Linked DNA regions of Homo sapiens: all the other regions are linked to region 1. A link is a contact called in ENCODE Hi-C or POLR2A ChIA-PET data. All regions are on one chromosome and are shown on one strand. The core of a region is the stretch at or near the end of the contact, and the rest is flanking DNA. Distances in the headings are between cores, read along the strand shown. Region 1 holds the start of LINC00467 (long intergenic non-protein coding RNA 467). Region 2 holds the start of LPGAT1 (lysophosphatidylglycerol acyltransferase 1). Region 3 overlaps NTRAS (non-coding transcript regulating alternative splicing).

The links. A loop is a pair of places that touch in the nucleus more often than their neighbours do. ChIA-PET counts read pairs that join two places held with the same protein, here RNA polymerase II (POLR2A). Pooled maps may share reads with other maps.
Region 2: a loop to region 1 is called in a map of B cell, with 20 times the contacts of the local background. The contact joins the promoter of LPGAT1 here to the promoter of LINC00467 in region 1. A Hi-C loop is called at or near these places in 1 of 168 maps with a recorded cell type or tissue (B cell), 1 of 37 single-sample maps with no recorded cell type and 8 of 50 pooled maps.
Region 3: a map of Caco-2 shows a loop between it and region 1 (14-fold over the local background). The contact joins the enhancer-like site here to the promoter of LINC00467 in region 1. A Hi-C loop is called at or near these places in 3 of 168 maps with a recorded cell type or tissue (Caco-2, MCF 10A and ascending aorta), 4 of 37 single-sample maps with no recorded cell type and 18 of 50 pooled maps. POLR2A ChIA-PET finds 5 or more read pairs at or near these places in 1 of 52 experiments (GM12878).

The regions. Positions count from the first base shown.
Region 1 is chr1:211,381,210-211,384,521 of GRCh38, reverse strand. LINC00467 (long intergenic non-protein coding RNA 467) reads right to left here and starts at 1,767. Exons shown (of 6, transcript NR_026761.2): 1 at 1,597-1,767. LOC124904504 (a long non-coding RNA gene) reads left to right here and starts at 1,778. Exons shown (of 2, transcript XR_007066868.1): 1 at 1,778-1,929; 2 at 2,124-3,312. It overlaps LOC107985259 (a long non-coding RNA gene), which reads left to right and starts at 238. Exons shown (of 2, transcript XR_001738447.1): 1 at 238-1,251; 2 at 1,568-1,696. RefSeq lists an enhancer at 1,585-1,654.
Region 2 is chr1:211,829,513-211,832,824 of GRCh38, reverse strand. It overlaps LPGAT1 (lysophosphatidylglycerol acyltransferase 1), which reads left to right and starts at 2,062. Exons shown (of 8, transcript NM_014873.3): 1 at 2,062-2,252. LPGAT1-AS1 (LPGAT1 antisense RNA 1) reads right to left here and starts at 1,864. Exons shown (of 6, transcript NR_135820.1): 1 at 1,785-1,864; 2 at 1,413-1,569. RefSeq lists a silencer at 1,878-2,637.
Region 3 is chr1:211,651,989-211,655,300 of GRCh38, reverse strand. It overlaps NTRAS (non-coding transcript regulating alternative splicing), which reads right to left. Exons shown (of 3, transcript NR_131925.1): 3 at 679-1,257. Among named protein-coding and RNA genes, the nearest start is that of NTRAS, 14 kb to the right of the region's middle. Within about 2 kb of position 1,745, at least 2 of the 41 ENCODE cell types and tissues checked have a DNase peak (open chromatin) inside an H3K27ac peak, as active enhancers do.

The DNA.
Region 1 (3,312 bases), core at 518-3,017:
ACTTTGGGAGGCCAAGGTGGGAGGACTGCTTGAAGCCAGGAGTTCAAGACCAGCCTGGGCAACATAGTGAGACCCTGTCTCTACAAAAAATACAAAAATTAGCCGGGCATGGTGGTGCACACCTGTAGTCCCAGATACTCAGGAGGCTGAGGTGGAGGCTGCAGTGAGCTCTGATCACGCCACTGCACTCCAGCCTGGGCGACAGAGTGAGACCCTGTCTCAAAAACAAACAAACAAAAAAACAAAAAAAAACACTAAAAACAAACTACAGCCTCCACCTCCCTCAATAGTGAGTACAGAGTTATCACTCCTCTCTCTGAAATTAGATTTATAATATTTTAGTGACCTAGCCTAACCTTAACATTTTACAGATGAGTAAACACATCTAGCACTTTTACCTGATTTGTCCAAAGTTGCTCTTATACAATTTGTATTCTGTGCAACTGAGATGGGATTTATCTGCTATTTTATGTGGCCTTTTTATGAAGGCCTTTTCATGTTTCTCCTTCAGGTCGGAACTAAACCTCAGAGTTCTTCAAAACCCCAATTACCTTTATTGTCTTACATAAGCTAGCTGCCCAAATGTTTGCTGAGAATAGTGATAACCATTGTCATATTGAGGTAGAGGAAGGGGGCTGGTTGGTGGGTACTGGTTTAGGGGTACTTTTTTAAGGAAGCATGAGCACATTTTGGATATGCAAAATATTATTAAGTTTAGAGCTTAGATTTGGAAAAACAACACTTAAGCGTCTGTGTAAGGAGAGCTCTGAGAAAAGGGTTTTCAGACAGAACCCAAATTTCTCAAGAAGAACCCTCTAAACAGCATTAAGGAAAAAAATTCCTCTGTAGAAGCAACTAAGAAAAAAAGGAATACTCAGTATTTGGGAAAGAGAAAGGAATGAATGATAACAACACCAGATTGAGTAAGCTACACAATAAATCCAAATTTCAGCCCTACCACATCCAACCTATGTTGCCTTGAGCAAATTATTAAACTTTTCTGTGCCTCAATTTTCTCATGTCTGCCTACTTAAGGACTGCGTGGGAAGATTAAATAAAATGCATGTAAAGCACTTAGGTCAGTACCTTACTCTTAAGGCACTCTTAAGGGTTTGAGAAGGAAGGGAGGGACGTTAAGTGGAATGGTCCTTGGTACATTTTTGTTCCGCGGCAGTAGGATTCTGAAACAGAGGACATAATTACAAAGAAAGTTGGAGTAAGAAGTGGTGGTGCGGGCATCACATTTTCCTGGTGAGTATCTGAGGGCCCATCACAACTGTAGGAAGCGGAAGGGCTAATAAGTGTCAGGCCAAGAGCACACCCTCCAGGGTGCATCTGAGAAGTCGGCGGCCGTCGAGTATTAGCACTTAAATACTACGAGAGCTTTCATGACAAAGGACACATCTTTTGGGGAAACTCAGAGCTTGGGAGCGGCCTCATTAGCGGGGGACCGGGCAGAGGGGGGCTACCAACAGTCCCCTCGGAGTGACCGAAGGGAGATTGAGGAAAGAGTGAGGTGGGAAGAAAATGGCGGCGCGGCTTCTACCGGTTTGCCTTCACACTCTAGCCACAGCCCCGGCTGGAACGGTCACTTACTGGAAACTGCAGAGAAACAACCTGTTTGGTCCGACTTGACAACCTCAACCGGACCGAAGGTGCTGAACAACCAGTGCGGCGAGCGCCGCGAAACCCAACGCCCGACCGCGTAGGGAACGTCACAGCGCGCGCACGCGCAACAGTCGACTAGAAATGTCCGGCCTACGCCACAGAGCGGGGCGGGAGCGGAAGCGACTCTTCCGGTCGCGGGAGCCTTAGGCAAGAGCTGCTGGACTGGAGGGAGGGAGGGGAGGGGAGGGGAGGGGCGCGGGGACTCAAGCCACGGTTTTTGTGTCCGCGGCTGCACCCCTCTCGAAGCGTTTTCACGCACATGTGAGAAACCTCACACCCTGGGGCCGATTTCTTTAGTAGATTGGCGCCCAAATGGCAAAGATTTCCAGGGATTTGTTTGGGATTCCATATTTTTGTAGATTTGCCGAGATTGGATACTAGTACAATATTGAGAATTCCCGTCCAGCAATGTGGCTATTTTTTTAAATTAATTCAGTTCTCCCTTTGTTTTTCAGGTAAAGCGTTGCAGTTCGCTTGGTGTTGTGCGCATTTAACATTTTTTCATAGCTATTTTTGTTATTGTAGTTTGTTTTTACTAATAGACTATTAATCCATTAGTATCCTTGTATAAGAATGGCTTTTGATTGTTGATCTATCTGGACACTTCACTAAACGTTCGTATTCTAAAAATTTGACAGGCAGTCCTCTTTGATTTGTAGGTAAGAATTTATCTGTAAAGAACAATTTTGGCTTTTCCCAAGAATCCAGTGCAACACTGAATAGTAGCCGGAGGTACTTATTTCTTACCAGGAGTTATTTTGGATTGCATCTTAGGTTTCATTCAAGATATCTTCTGCAGGTTTATGGTGTGTGTGTGTGTGGGTGTATAGGCAAATTATGTTCTTTTCGTAGTTTACCATATCGGTTTTTTTTTTAATCAGCAAATGACTAAGTTTTACCAAGTATTTTCAGTATCAGTCTTTGAGATGATTGTATGGCCTTTTTTCCATTACTCTACAATAAAATAACTACAATAATAGATTTTCTAATGGTGAGCCAAACTTAGAATCCTGGTATCTTATTTTTTCAATATATTGCTGGATGCAATTTGCTGTGTAGTTAATTTTGGATTTTCATGTATGCACCTAAGTTAGATTGGCTTATGGTTTTCTTTTGCTGTCCTTGTCTAGTTTTGGTATCAGGTTGTGCTAGGAGTCAGACAGGTTAACTTATTTTTGTATGACCTGGAATAGACATAGCATGTGTGAATGATACATTTCTTAGGTTTTGAAGAACTCATCTTTAAAGCCTTCTGGGTGTGGTGCCATCTTAATGGATAGTTTTGTTTTTTATATAGCGTCCATCGTTATTGATACCTAGAATTTTTTCTTTTGCTTCTTGAGAAAATTAGTTTTTTCTAGAAAAGTATTGGCCGGGTGCGGTGACTCACGCCTGTGATCCCAGCACATTGGGAGGCCGAGGAGGGCGGATCACGAGGTCAGGAGATCGAGACCATCCTGGCTAACACGGTGAAACTCCGTCTCTACTAAAAATACGACAATGAAAAATTAGCCGGGCATGGTGGCGGGCGCCTGTAGTCCCAGCTACTCAGGAGGCTGAAGCAGGAGAATGGCTTGAACCCGGGAGGCGGAGCTTGCAGTGAGCTGAGATTTTGCTACTGCACTCCAGCCTGGGGGACAGAGC
Region 2 (3,312 bases), core at 813-3,312, 450 kb before region 1:
TATACCTGGAACATAATGTGTTGTACTGTTGGTTGAGTTTCAAGAAAAGTCCAATGAGGTTGGAAGCAGTTAATATGAGGATATCTGAAAAGATCAAGGAGATTAGGTATTCCCTACTCCTTCCATAAGGAGGTACTGAAATGGCAGAATTCTGCAATGAGAGATGGTGATCAGCAAGCCGAGGGGACAGGCCTCAGAAGAAACCAGACCTCCCCACACTTTGATCTCTGATCTTGGCCTTCAGAACTTCGAGAAAATAAGTTTCTGTTGTTTAAGCCACCCAGTTTGCAGTATTTTGTTATGGCAGCTCTAGCTGACTAACACACATGAGAACACATATGATCAAATGATTTAAAATTATGAAGGGTCTAGAAGAGAATGTGATCATCTCAGAATACCTCTAAGTCAGGGTTTCTTAAAGCAAGGTCTGCATACTACTTGCATCAGAATCACCTATGACGCTTTTTAAAAAGCAGGTTCTCAGGTCCACTGGACCTAGATTATTAAAATGTTCTGGTATGATGCTGAAGAATCTGTCTCTTTGGTAGACACTTCAAGTGTTGTTTTTGTACACTAAAGAGCCAGAGGTCCTGCCCAACCTCTGGCTCTTTTCTGAGCCTGAAAATGAATTCTGGGCCTGGTACTAATTGCATTTCATCAAGTGCTGCTGTGTCTGGTCCTCTGGCAGATGGTCCCTGATCCAGGAATCACGTGTAAATCCCATTGTAGGTTATCTCTCTCCAGGTGTCAGCCAACGTTTACGCAGCATGTGGGAAAGCTGAATTGCATGGACCAGATGGAATCCTTAGAGTTTATTCTTGATTGTGGAAATAAATATGTACCTCACCTATCTTACTGAAGAATATAATGACATATTTTGAATAATAAAGTATATATATTATCTCTCTCATGAGATTTATTTAAAGATCTTACTACCTTGTCAATAAAGAGAGAATGCAAGGAATAGAATGGGGCATATCTTTCCTTCACCTGTGGACCTAAGAGGAACTGAAATTAGAGAAAGTTGAGAGTCCAGAGCAAACGCTGTGATGAACATTTTCAAAATAGGCAGAATAGGTGGCATTCTGATTCAAATATGGCAGTTCCCTAGGGAGTGTGAAATCTGCCCTGCCCCATCCCCTCCATTTACAAATGTGCTTAAGGGACATAAGGTTTTATAAACAGGATTTTTAAAAACTAAAATTTAGGCAGATCATTTAAGAATGCTCAAGGGGGTAGGTCAATGGACTATTTCTCTATTTTCCTTCAGGTGGTCCAGCCTTTGAACCAGAATGCAGCTATAGTATCCCAAGTGACGGGGTCTGTCTAGGAGTTCCCATGGCCACTGTTTTTTGTCTTTTCGGTTTTTCTTTTTATGGCGGGCGGGGGAGGGCGGGCGGGTGAGTACTTACTTAATGCCAGGCACTTGGTTGTTTTTTCCTTCTTGACTAACCAGATTTCAGTTTCTCTGTGTAGACCATTCATTCCCACTGAGTTTCTTGGTGGGGTGGTGGGGGCGGGGGCGATGAATGGGAAAGTGGAATTGCCATTAATGTTCCAGCTGCTTTCCTGAAACAAGACTTTTGACCGTAAAAAGAATGAATTTGAAACTCTAGACAATAATACACTGCAGAGGTTAAGAAGAAAAGCCATGAGTGCAACCGGGTTTCATTAAGAATGAAAAGTGGACATTTAGCCGTCAAGGAGACAGGTTCCTAGTTTGGGCAGAGAAGAGAGCCCTAACAATGAAAGGCGGCCGTGTTGGCTGAAAGGGGGCTCTCAACTGAAACCAAGGCACTCCTGGGGTGTGAGGATGGGTGTTCATTCCTAGATCTTTCCGAGCGGCCCTTTCCCTCAGTATGTTCTGGACTCACTGAGGTCCTGGCCGAGCGTCCAGGTAGCCCCGAGGGCCCCGACTCGCTGGCGCAGGGGTAGGGGGAGCGGGCCAGGCGGGGCAAGCGGGCCAGGCAGCGGCGGCGGCGCTTTCATTAGAGGGCGCTGTGGGAGCGGCTCCGCCGCAGTCCCGACTCCCGCCGCTTCCTCCCGCCGCCCCTCCCCGCCAGTCCGGGCGAACGCGGCCGGGCCCTTGGGGACCGAGTCTCGGCGCCGCCGGGGAACGGGCGCGGGCCGCGCCACAGCCGGAGCGGGGCAGGGCCCCGCCACCGCCTTCTTCCGCCGGCCCCGCCGCCGGCCATGCATTCTTCCGGCTCCTCTGACTCCCAAAGCCCCGGCTGGGGCCCGGCCAGCCCGAGGTAACCTCCGGCTCCGCGGTCGCAGGCCCCAGAGCGGCAGCGGAGCCGGGCCAGGGGAGGCGCTGGGGGCGGGGAAGGGGGTGTCGTCGTCGCGTGGCCCGGGGAGGCGGCAGCGGCCTGAGGGACGAGGGCGCGGTAGGCCCCGGGGAGGAGGCGGGGGCGCGGGGCATCCGCCCGCCTCCCCGGGACCCGCCCGGGTGACAGGTCCGGCCTCTGAGTCCCCGCCGTCCCTCTGTCCGCAGGCAGCCGCGAGGGGAGTAGGGCGCCAGCGCGCCCGCTCGCGCAGCGCCTCGGGCCGCTTGGGCCGCCACCGCGTCCATGACCGCGACCCCTCGGCGGGGGACACCCGCCCCCGCTCTCCGCAGCCGCCCGCCGTCCGCGCCCGCCGAGGTGAGCCCGGCGCGCGGGCCGCGCCCGCCGCCACGACCCTTCCACATCCGCGGAAACCGCTGCAGGCTCCACCGGCTCCCCGCGCTGCGGTCGCCTCTTCTCTGCCCCTTTCATCATCCCCTGCTTCCTTGCCCTCTGGTCGGAAATCTCATTCTCTTCATCCCCAGTTCCTTGGCTTTTACCTCTTTCTGGCTTTTGCTCCCTTCCCCCTACTCCTGTCCTTCCTCTTTTTCGCATTATAACCCCCTACTTTCTTCCTCTCACCTTGTAAGCTTTTTTTCTAGGCCCCCCATTTTTTTTCTTAAAAAAAAAAGGGAAACAAAAACCCTATTGCTACAAATGAGAATTTTGAGGGTAACTCTTCGCTAGAGCCAGAGACCTTTTAAAGGAATGCATCGGTGTGCAGGAATCGTGGTGGTGAGGAGACTGAGGTCCTCAGTATCTGGGAAATCTTATTGAGGGGACCCTGTTTCGGTCATGTCACTTGTGTCTTCAGTTTGGAGATCCTGAGGTTGTCTGAAGCGAGTGGATCTATTTTTCTAAGTCCAATAGACGACCGCAGTGAGACACGGTGCGGGGACGGCCACCGATTACTGAATGGGAATTGTGTTATCATTTGCTAAATATATTGTGACATACTTCGTGCCTCGGTGAACAGCTCCCTTGACCT
Region 3 (3,312 bases), core at 496-2,995, 270 kb before region 1:
TTGGATAAATGCCTTCTCCCCATTATTTCCTTCAATCCCTACAATACCCCTGTGAAGTAGGTATCATTCGAATCACATTTTACACGGGGAAACTGAGACTCAGAGATCACAGCTCCGGAGCTCAGGCTTTTGGCAATAACCCTCCACTGCCTGCCTCCGCAAGACAGCAAAAGGTTGGCTTTGTTCCCCAAGTCATCCAGTTTCCCACAGTGATGGGTTAAGCGTCATAACCCATGGCTTTATCCAAGCCATTTGAATTGAAGAGGAAGGTGGACGCAGAGCCAGCATGGTTAGGGCCAGTGGCCTTTCCAGACTTGCGTGCCAGGAGAGATGGGTTAGCGTGGGGGAGGCCGGAGAAGGGGTTTTCAAGTGACCCCGGTAGGACCCCCACGTCTCTCTCCCGCCTTTGCTCAGCATCATCTATAGCATGGCTTTGCATTTCCTCAAAAGCCCAGGCCAGATGCCCAGTACCTTCAGGCGGTCCAGTGTCCCCCACCCCCTAGAGCCATCTCATTCAGGACTGCCCTCCCCTGAAACGTTTTATGTTTCCAGAAGACCCTTCTCCTTCCAGGGCAAAGCCCTTTCAGTTAGGCAAGCTAGTTCCCTCAGTGACTTAAGATAAGGCTGTCCTCCTAGGCTGGACTTGGGCTGAATGCAAAAGGCGACACAAGGCAGCTGTTTAAAAAAGAATGAAGCAAATTTATATGCACCAACAAGAAGAGATTATTGCTCATTGTGACTTGGTGGCTGGGAAAATAAGGATCCCTATTAGATTGATGGATTTCACACCAAGGAGGAGGATAGAACCAGCCCTCCCAGAGGGCTGTGCTTGCTGCAGGCTAGCTGATGAGACACGTGGCTTACTTTACCCCTCGCTCAGCCCCAGCCTCAGCCTCCCTCCCTCTACACAGGGAAGACAGAGGTCAGCTGCTGAGGGCCTCCTCCATGCGAAAGGTTGCATTCCACCCGGCATTCAGAGGGGCACCCTCGCTAACCTCCATGGAGGCACCTTGCTTACATTTCTGACACCACAGCCACAGCGACAGCTCTGGGGCCCTACAGCTCCCCTCAAGCTGCTGAAATCCCAGACAACCAAAGCTGCTCATCCCTTGATGCCCTACGACCACCCAGCCAGGAAACAAATCCCCCCTCCTCCCACTGCCTGGACTCTGAGACAATCTCTGGCCATCTTGATGCAACAGAGTGTTCCATAATCATAGTCACACGTTCACAGGAAGTGTTCACAGATGATTCACTCTATTAAAAAACAAAACAAAACAAAACAGTTAAATCATGAAGTGACAACATCGTTGTAAAAAGTTCTAACAATATGGAAAGTATATATAGTGAAAATTAAAAGGTAAACATTCCTCACCCATTAGCCTAGTTTCTATCTCTGCTTTCGGAAGTAGCTATTAACACTTTGGTGTTTGGTGGTCCTTTCTAGACTCTGTGTGTGTGTGTGTGTGTGTGTGTGTGTGTGTTGCGGGATGGGGATAGAGTGTCTCTGTGTATGGGGGTCTGTGTGTGTGTCTGAGTGGATCCATCTGAGTATGTGTATTTAAAACACACGTAGGCTGGGTGTAATGGCTCACACCTGTAATCCCAGCACTATGGGAGGCTGAGGTGGGCAGATCACTTGAGCTCAGAAGTTCGAGACCAGCTTAGGCAACTGGTGAAACCCAAAAATGCAAAAAATTAGCTGGGCGTGGTGGTGTGTGCCTGTGGTGCCAGCTACTCAGGAGGCTGAAGTGGAAGGATTGCCTGAGCCTGGGAGGTGGAGCCTGCAGTGAGCTATGATTGCGCCACTGCATTCCAGCCTGGCGACAGAGTGAGACCTCATCTCAAAAACAACAACAACAACAACAAAAACACACTGGGAAAAATAGGATCTGAATACATGCACTATTCTTTAATTGTTTTTCCAATTAAAAAGAATCCTTTCTTGTTGGTTTAGATAAATAAACCTTTCTTTTTCAGACAGCTGCCCTGTGTCATCATTTACCTTCATCCCAAGTTCATTCTAGAAGGCAGCTTACCTTGAGTCTTCAGGGAACTAGCCTGCCTAGATCAGCCAGAAAGGTGGAGAGTCAGCTTCCACCTCAAGAACTCAGGGCCTGGCAGCCGAGATGGGCACACATCTTTGAAGCCCTTACTTATTCCCACAAAGCAGTTAATCAGCTCCAGTCACAGAATCACCGGTCCCAGTGCTATCCTTAAGAATCTCGTGCTTAAGGCCAGGCTCGGTGGCTCATGCCTGTAATCCCAGCACTTTGGGAGGCCGAGGCGGGTGGATCACTTGAGGCCAGGAGTTCAAGACCAGCCTGGCCAACATGGTGAAATGCCGTGTCTACTAAAAATACATAAATTAGCCAGGCGTGGTGGTGCATGCCTGTAATCCCAGCTACTCGGGAGGCTGAGGCAGGAGAGTCACTTGAACCTGGGAGATGGAGGTTGCAGTGAGCCAAGATTGTGCCACTGCACTCCAGCTTGACCAACAGACTGAAACTCTGTCTCAAAAAAAAAAAAAAACAAACAGAAAAAACAGCAACAACAAAAAACAACCTTGTGGTTGATTAACTGCAGGAGTGGTCATAACATAAAGAAGACCCCCATTAGGGTGTGGCCCCAAAGCACATGCTGGGGGGACCCCACAGCGGTTCACTGACAGCCTCAGGGCTTGCCAGAAATCTGACCCACACCTCCCCTCAGCTCCCTCTCAGCGCCGTGTTGGCCTGCCTGCTGCCAAGACAGGATCCAGGTGGTCCCTTCTGGGGCCCAAACTCTGAACACAGAGAGCTGAGATACCCTGGCTTGGACACTCACCGTTGCCCTGAGCCTGGCTTGCTTGTTTCACCTCTCTGCGCTTCAGTGTCCTCATCTGTGCAATGGGGATGTTAACAATGGCAAAGATCAAGAGGGAATACGCCATAGGCAAGGACCTAGAACAGTACCTACTTACAAAGTTATTTCACTTGGCTTCAGGAGAGATTTAAAGTGGCTTATACGAATACATGGTTATAATAAAATGCATATGTTAAAAGCAAGGAGGAAGAAGACAAGCTAGGGTGAAGCCAGGGATCAGTCCTGCATGAGAATTAGACATGATCATACACTTACCGTTGTTGGACCACAAATCTGTCTCTAAGCTTCCTAGTGGCCAAAACAAAAAAGGGCAAATGGATAGTTATGCCCTAGAGGCCTGTAAAATAAAGGCAGTTCACTTGCTCAGGTAATATTGAACCACTCTGGATGCTAAGGCAAGGCTTTTCTCCTTTGCGTCCTTAGACAAGGGACAGTGTGGTAGAAGGA